2 separate regions of the Homo sapiens genome follow, and region 1 is linked to region 2. A link is a loop called in an ENCODE intact Hi-C map of the cell type or tissue named here. Cell type or tissue: A673. All regions are shown on one strand. Links, peaks and the distances in the headings refer to the core of each region. The heading gives the core; the rest is flanking DNA.

Evidence for each region. Peaks named below come from ENCODE experiments on the same cell type or tissue, not always from the same donor. Only the 100,000 strongest peaks of a DNase experiment are listed, where the experiment ranks them.
Region 1: a loop joins it to region 2, with 5 times the contacts of the local background. A loop is called at or near these places in 1 of 110 quality-filtered maps.

What each region holds. Positions count from the first base shown.
Region 1 is chr9:29,554,711-29,559,112 of GRCh38, forward strand. No RefSeq gene overlaps it. Among named protein-coding and RNA genes, the nearest start is that of LINGO2, 340 kb to the left of the region's middle. In A673, for the core only: no CTCF peak of the experiment used is centred there; DNase peaks (open chromatin) are centred at 981, 1,861 and 2,231; H3K4me3 peaks cover 326 bases; H3K27ac peaks cover 3,163 bases.
Region 2 is chr9:29,623,593-29,627,994 of GRCh38, forward strand. No RefSeq gene overlaps it. Among named protein-coding and RNA genes, the nearest start is that of LINGO2, 410 kb to the left of the region's middle. In A673, for the core only: no CTCF peak of the experiment used is centred there; DNase peaks (open chromatin) are centred at 1,019, 1,839 and 2,539; H3K4me3 peaks cover 408 bases; H3K27ac peaks cover 607 bases.

The sequences.
Region 1 (4,402 bases), core at 78-4,077, 69 kb before region 2:
CCTCTTGATATTCTGTAAATTATTTTAGGGCAAGTGATCACGCTTATTTTCGTTATGCTTAGGAGTAACCCATAAGCATTTGTTGAAGAACAAAACTAATAAAATAAAATGTCAAGATGTTGGATGTAGAAGCTGTTCATTTTCAATTTATGTTTAAAAGTAAATGGAATGCTTCAACTTTGATATGATGAACACATAGTCACTCTTTTAAGTTAATGGTGCTACAACTTTTAGTAACTCAACCAGTTAATTTCCAAATTTTTCTTTTTAAAATTAAGAAATTATATATTTAAAATCTAATCAATTGCCATTAGCTGCACTCTTTAACAGTGAAAAGCTGACAGTAGACAAAATCTTTACACGGAATTTTAACATAAAGCTGTTTATGAGGTTTAATATGGTTATTAAAGAAAAAAGGCTCCTGGCTAACACGGTGAAACCCCGTCTCTACTAAAAATACAAAAAATTAGCCGGGCGTGGTGGCGGGCGCCTGTAGTCCCAGCTATTCTGGCGGCTGAGGCAGGAGAATGACATGAACCCAGGAGGCGGAGCTTGCAGTGAGCTGAGATGGCGCCACTGCACTCCAGCCTGGGCGACAGAGCGAGACTCTGTCTCAAAAAAAAAAAAAAAAAAAAAAAAAGGCTAGTTTCTAGGGGTAAAACTCATAAGGGTCTAAGCTTATTGGTTTTATCTAGTACTCAGTATATGATATGGAGGAAAAATTTTACTAACAAAGAAATTTTTGAGTTTTAAATGAGAACTATCCAAAGTAGCTAATTTCCAGCAGCATTTTTTTTTTATCATTTAACTATGAAACATGATGATTACTCAAGTAGACTATAACCACCATCCATTACCTTCCTTTAGTATTCACTGGAAAGGGAAAATGACAATTCTGACAAGCTTGTAAAATGTGATGTATCTTAAAACTCACTAAGGTTTCTTCATAAAAACCCACATTATATTCCAAAACTCTATAACATTTCTGACTATTTTACTTTATAGAAATCTAAAAGATTAAGAAAGAGGAAGGAAGTATGTTTCCTGAGGTGAAAATTATAGTCTACTGGTTACTTGAAAATGTTTTTCAAATGGATTGGGCCTAATGCCAATATTTAGCTAAGAGGTTCCATTTCAGATTCAAAGTTCCATTATTATCTCAGTCTAATCTACACTGAATATTTTTAAATATTATGGTCTTCAATTAAAAAATGCATTGCTAAATTGTGAGTAAAAGTCTGGATTGACGAAGCTATTTTAAAATTGTTTGATAAAATTGTCAAAACAAAAATATGTCTACCACCTTTCTCTGATAAACTTCTAATTCTAACTTTGCAATTAATACAGCTTATTTTCAGATTTAAGACTATTTGTGATACTTTTCTTTAACCAAAGTCCTACAGTTATTATTGAACAAAAGGGAAAAAAAAGCTTTTAAGCTTTTTTTTTTACCTCATAACAAAAATATAAACAAGACATTACTCTTTTCAAGTATTTTAAATAGTTCCATTTAGTCTTGTTTGCTAAAATATTCATTGTACTTGAATTTATTTTTCTCTATGTCTAAATACTTCTTCTTTGCTAAACTTTCAAAATATGGTTGAGGCAGACTGAATAATGGCTCTTCAAATGAGATCCACATCCTAATCCTTGAGATTTGTGACTATTACCCTATATGGTAAAAAATGAGATAAGTATCTTGAGATGGGACAGTATCTTGGCATATCCAGGTAGGGCTTGAATTACAGTTACAAGTCTCTTTTTAAGAGAAAGGCAGAAAGAGATGTGAGTCAGATAAGAAATGGCAACGTGGCCACCGAAGCAGATTTTGCAGTTATGTGGCCACAAGCCAAGGAATGCTGAGTCAAGGGACAAATTCTCCCCTTGAGTCACCAGAGGGAGTACCGTTCTGCCAACATCTTGATTTCAACCCAGTGAAACTTTAGATTTCTGGCCTCCAGAACAGCAGGGGAGAAATAAATTTTATGTTTGTGGTAAATTGTTACAACTCTCAAGATAAATTAATACAATTTTATTTTTATTTAGTAAGCCTTTACCAGCAGGAGAAAATAAGTTTTTTAAGAATAAAATGGTAGAAATATTCTACAATTTTATTTTGGATTTTGATAAATATAAAACTCATAAATACTTCGAGTAGATCTTTATGTATGTTTTTGAGAACCTCATCTGTATTCTGCTGTTCTTAGAAAAAGGATAGTAATAGACATTGATTAGATTTTAAATTCCCAGGGCCAGTCATTTCCGCTTTATAAAAACTCAATTGCTTCATTTCTCCTGAGGAAAACAATGAATCAGGGATCAGCCTCCACTCACCTATCTTCTCTGTCCACAATATTTTACAATTCTTTTCTTTTGTTGGGATGCAAAGCTTGAGGAAAGGGTAAGCAAAAGGAACTGAAATTCATTCCATTCCAAAAACAACCTGTATTCTGGCTGAAAACATACATAAGAGTCTAAGCTTAACACATAGGAAGACAAGAAAAGGTACAACAAATCCCAGAAGGTTCCTGAAAAGGAAGAGGCTTACAGGAGAAGCTGTCTGGGCAAGTGTGTATTTGCTCAGATTTGGGGAAATGTATATAAACCTGGGACAAAAAATAAAGGGAGTACTTTTCAGCCTAGTCTTTTTGACTCCTATGTCAATCCCTACCATCTGAAATCTGGTTCAGATTTTCATTAGGCCCTTTCAACTTCAAGGAAAGAAACAACCGTCAGGTAACCAAAAATAAAAAAGGCTTATGAAACACATACTGGAAGGACGGAAATTCAGAAAGCTCTTTAAGTAGCTGAACCAAGTCTGTACTTCAGTAAATACTATTTCCAGCTCCACTTAAAGCAGCTAGGAATTAAGATCACTATTGAGAGTTAGATTTAAAGTTGGCAATTTTTTGATAGGAAGGAGGAAATTTTGCCAAATGCTACTGGCTTTAAAACAGGTTTTGATATAAAAGAGCTTTTTCTAGAAATATTTAATGATCCCATCTTCCTGGAATATACCAGTATTTATGGCTGCAGGTGTTCCAAGCATTTCTGGTTTTGGTTTGCTTGACTTACTCCTTCAAGTTGGAAGTGCTTTCTGCCACTCAAGCAGACTTGAGTCTTCACAGATAGGAGATGATTTTGGGTTTCATAAAGTCTGTTTGTTTTCTGGAATATCGCTTCTGGTTTTTGTACTTTGTAACTTATTCTATAAGCTTTTGCTCTTTCTCCTACCTTGTTCTTTAAATATATTTGTTTTGGTATCATTTAGCATGTCTTCAAGGCTAATTTTGGTTAAATATTTTGCAACCATTTTCACTCAAGTTTGTGTATTATGCACTAACAAGTTGGAAAATTCCAATCTTAATTACATTTTGACCCAGGTGCAGGAAATAAGAGGGTGCATTGTCTGTATATATATATGGGTATGTATATACATAACAAAAGCACTGACTAGTAGTCTGTCTTTCTTTTATTAATCGCCATACACTGATAATTCTAAATAATATCAGTGATAAAACAATTCTTCATGCTGGGGCACATGACTCCCACTTCTTCCCCTCCCTTGGTATGTCACTTCCAGACAGTCTTCATTTTCTCAAAACATTGTTATGAATGGTATCTTCAAGGAACATTTTATTATTAATCATTAAGTTTTTAATTGAGAAATAATTCACATATTATGATATGCACAACTCCTAAATATTCAACTTGATGTGCTCTGATAATTGAACCTTTGCAGCCACCATCCCAGTCAAGATACAGAACACATCTGTTACCCAGGAATATCCCTCTAGCTCAGTTTCAGTTAATTCAAGGCCACCTCCACAACCACCCAAAACAAATTATTTCTCACTTATCACCAGGGATTATTTTTGCCTATTTTCAGGTATTATTTAAAGGAAATGTATCTGGTAACTTTTGCTCATCAAAACATTTTAAGTCTTCAATTTGTTTCTAGTTTTTGATATTTCAATGATTTTATTTCTTTCTGCATGCAGATTCAATATACTTATTGATACTTATTTCTAGTTGTCATTTGGATCTTGGAACTATGGTAAACTTGTTTTACTTTGTACATTTGTTACTTTATACAGACAATTTATTTCACCATTTCATTCATTAAGCTAATTTTTAATCAATTTTAAATTTTTACATTAAGTTAAAATTAATTTTTAATTAACATTTTGGTTTTTATATTGATAATCATATGTCTTTTAAATTACACAATTTCCTTTGTATTTTGTATTTTATACTTTATTCCTTCATAATAATCTGGAATTATACAATAAAAATATTGAAATTCAAAGTCTTTATAGACAAATAAATTTTCAAGTAACATTGATATTATCAGTTAATGAGTGTAATATATACTCTAACAGAGGCTAAGCTTTTAGTTTTA
Region 2 (4,402 bases), core at 121-4,120:
CTTTGTGTTGTTTCATTATTCTAATATTGGTTAAGCCCCTACCTACTGCTCATTAGCTGTCTTCCTCAAGTCTAAGCTCCAACCATATCGAAACATTTATAGTTCCACTGGCCAGACTGTTTTAAACTAACAAGCCCATGTAGATGCTGGTGTCAGCCCTAACAGACCTACAGTTTGACAAATTGGCAAACATTGCTTATCCTCCAGGTTCTAGCTCAGGCATCTTCTTTGCGAAGAATTATTTTATCACCCAAAAAAGCTGATGGTGTCATCTTAGCTTCCTCACTGTTTCTGATATGCATTAATAGTGCAGCATACTTCTCACTGAACTTACTCATTGCAAAAGGTTGATTCCCATATCAATGTGTGACTACATAAGGAAACAGACTGTTTCCCACTCATCTCTGATGAGTAGCCCTGATTTTTGAAAATAGAACTTAAAAACAAAAAGCCTGTTTATGAATAAAACAGATTGAAACTACTAATGACAAATTAAGGCTTAGCTTTAAAAAATTATATTGATGATTATTTTGATAACCTTTAATTCTTTGTTGCTTAATATAAAAAAGCTAGGAATAAAATTAAGTAGTCTCAATTTTCAAGCAACCAGCAAAAATATTTAATGTCTGGATACAGAGGTTCTGAGATTTGCAAATCTGATTTTTTGGGTTTAGGATTGGTGTAAATTAAATAGAATTTGCTGTGATCTGTAACCCAACTTTAAACCTGGAAATTCGTGGGATTCAGAAATGTTGGTTCGGTATCCATACCCATAGCTTTGTATTTCATAGTTTAAAAAAATGCTCCCAAAGAGACTGATCTAATTTCTTAGTTTTATTAACTATTCTCAAACACACAAAATTGAAAAATCTAATATCCATTTCCTCTGGCTTAGCTGCAAGCTTAAAATATTTCTTCCTCTTCCCCACCCAAGTCTCCTGGGGTCAGACACATAGGGTATAACGATATGCTATAGTCAAAGCTTGCATATCACGGTGAAAGTAACAATGGTATATACACAACAAAACTCACATTTTTCCCGGCAAAAAAAAAATCATAGAAAGGAATCAGTTCTTGATGAGGTGATCTGGCTGAATCCATAAGCCTGGGTAGATTTTTTTTTTTTTTTTTTTTTTTTTTGAGACGGAGTCTCGCTCTGTCGCCCAGGCTGGAGTGCAGTGGCGGGATCTCGGCTCACTGCAAGCTCCGCCTCCCGGGTTCACGCCATTCTCCTGCCTCAGCCTCCCAAGTAGCTGGGACTACAGGCGCCCGCCACTACGCCCGGCTAATTTTTTTGTATTTTTAGTAGAGACGGGGTTTCACCGTTTTAGCCGGGATGGTCTCGATCTCCTGACCTCGTGATCCGCCCGCCTCGGCCTCCCAAAGTGCTGGGATTACAGGCGTGAGCCACCGCGCCCGGCCAAGCCTGGGTAGATTTTTAAAAAAGGTTGCTCAGTGCAAGTTTGTTAGTTCTCTATAAATACATAAACATAAATTGTGTATATATATGATGAAGATTGGCTTTCACTTTTTTCTAGATTATCCTTAACTTTTATCCATTAGTCTCAGTTCTTTCATATTTCCTTACCTCATTTTTTCTCAGTAATTTTCTGAGTAGTGAGACTTTGCTTTTGGCAGCCCTTAATAATATTGCTTAAGGAAGGAAGTGCTCAGAATGAATTTTATGTTTGCTTATTTTATCCTAGTAGGAAAGTACTTTTGTATCATATTCCTTGCCTAGTGTCCTTAGTGCTGCATTCTCCCTCAGTTGATGGATTGTTTCCTGTCTGCAATCACTAACCACAGTGTCTTTTAGTCTGGGATCTTGCACGTTAACTCAAGCTGTCTCCTTGTCTGGTCCTCTTAATTTAAATGCTTGTCTCCTTGCCTCTCAGTCTAATAGCTCATTTCTTCTCCTCCCTATTACCCAGCATTGTTTCTCCATCATATCACTTGCAATTTCCAGGATGACATATTTTACTTCAGATCATAGCTCATTTAGTCTTTTCTCCTGCTGGTATGCTAATGGCATCTCAAGCTAATCATTAATTTCCACCCTGTGGTTTCAATAATTCCTTCCATGCTAAATCTCGCATAGGAAAATTGTTTTAGATTTGGCACCTTAACTTCATCTAAGAAAAAAAATGAACCAGAGAATGCTGAGTCACTGCCAGATGCCCCTCTGGTCAATGGGGGCTCTATTGCTCACCTAGGTAAAGGCTTCTAAAGGGGGTAGAAAAATAAAAGGCACAGGAGTGACTTTAAATCTGCTGCTTTATGTGTGTTTAAACAATGTCTTTCGGAAATAAATCGGAAACATTCTGTAAAATTATTGTTTCTGTGACCCTGCAAATAGCTATATGTTATGGGGGTACAAAAGATAAAGCATCAACAGAATTGAAAAAAATAATAAAATGTTAGTGCTTGAAGCATCTTCTGAGATCAAGTTCAAGCTCTTCATTTTTACAGATGAAAGCACTGAGGTCCATGGAGCTTAAAAGATTTGCCGTGGGTCACACATTCAGTTACATGAGGTTTATTAGCAGTAAATACAGGCCCCATGGCTAACGTTAAATTGCAGTGCCTGAGCTAAGAGAATAAACAACTAGCTCCAGATTCTTAGCCAAATCCATTTCTCTCTTCCTATCTTGAATTCATCTAGGGCACAGCACATGTATGCCTAGGTATTCCCCCTAGGCATACCATCGTGATTCAGTACAACCTACTCAAGCTCCTTGCACACAGTACCTCCACCATCAGCAAGTAACTACCACTATTGTGACATGGTTTGCCTTTGGAGAACAACCCAGAGAAGAAAAGCAGCAGAATATGAAGGCTGGCTCCCAGTCATTAGGCCAGGGAGTCCTAGAGCACTGGGTCATGGAGTCCAGTCTAGAAATGGAGATGCAGGCTCTGGGCGCTCTCTCTCTCTCTCTCCCCTCACATATTTAGATGATATATTTTGATATAATAAAATTTCCTAGTTTTACTATTTTTTCCTCTCATTGTTTTTGTCTCCGTCTTTCAAAATGCTGGATACCCACAAATCTTCCTTCCCCACCACATACACATGGACATGAATGTTGCATTTTATGTTACATTTCATATGTAAGTACAGGACACTAATATACTGATAGAAGCTCTGTGTTGGTTGGGGAAAGAAGATTGTCAACTGGTGGCTTTCTATGCAGAAAGATCAAATAGGCAGATGGCAGACCCATCTATTTACTTGAGGGACTTCTAAATAAGAGCATATATGAATCTTTCCTACTAGGTTTATCCAGTGTCTTCATAGCAGGATCCACCTATCTCATGCTTGGAGTGTATACATTTGGGTGCCAGGATTCTAGAATTTTAATCGTGTTCCAGGGGGTTGGAAGTCCTACCATCCCATAACCTGAATTTCACTTAATGTTTGTTTTTTTTTTTTTTTTTTTGGTTTTTTTTTTTTTTTTTTTTTTTTTGCGTGCAGCTCTCTCTCATTCTGAAGTGGCCAGTGGCCAGGGTCTTTGATTCAATTTTCTCGGTTCCTTGGTAAACAACCTATGTTTGGGAACACTTACTGGGATGCATAGAATGAGGAAGCAAACTGGGGATGTATCTATTTCACAGCATACTTTTGTTTTTTGTTTTTGAGATAGAGTCTTGCTCTGCCACCCAGGCTGGAGTGCAGTGGTGCGATCTCGGCTCACTGCAATCTCCGCCTTCTAGGTTCAAGCGATTCTCCTGCCTCAGCCTCCTGGCTAGCTGGGACTACAGGTGAGTGCCATCGCACCCGGCTAATTTTTTGTATTTTTGGTAGAGATGGGGTTTCACCATGTTAGCCAGGATGGTCTTGATCTCCTGACCTCGTAATCCACCCACCTTGGCCTCCCAAAGTGTTGGGATTACAGGCGTGAGCCACCGCGCCCGGCTCATACTTTTGATCAAGTCTTCTGATTTTAACCCCACATGTAATGTACAGTCTCCACTTCCACACATACAGCGCACCTCATAACATCAGTGCCTCTTATTTCTGAATCTTTTCAAAGTTCTGCAGTTTATTAATACTCTTGCTATTCATTTGCACTGTCCTCTGCAGGCACTTGACAATCAGCTTCCTGAATGTGCTAATGCCTCATCCACATTCCATTAAAAATTTGTTCATATCTTTTATCCACTATATTTTCCTCTCCTGTTCTCTTTGTAATGGTAAATATGCAATTTGAAAATCTTTGTTTTCATTATTAAATTTTTAGAAGGCAGCAGAGCATTAGCCTGTTTCCATGCTGACCATCAGATGCCCTCTAAGTGGAATCAGTAGAAGGAGGATTGAATATACATTATTAATTATTTTGTGGCTTACAGAGTCACAGAAAAGGCTAGATAAGCAGCTCTTGATGAGCTCCCTGAGCAACACTGC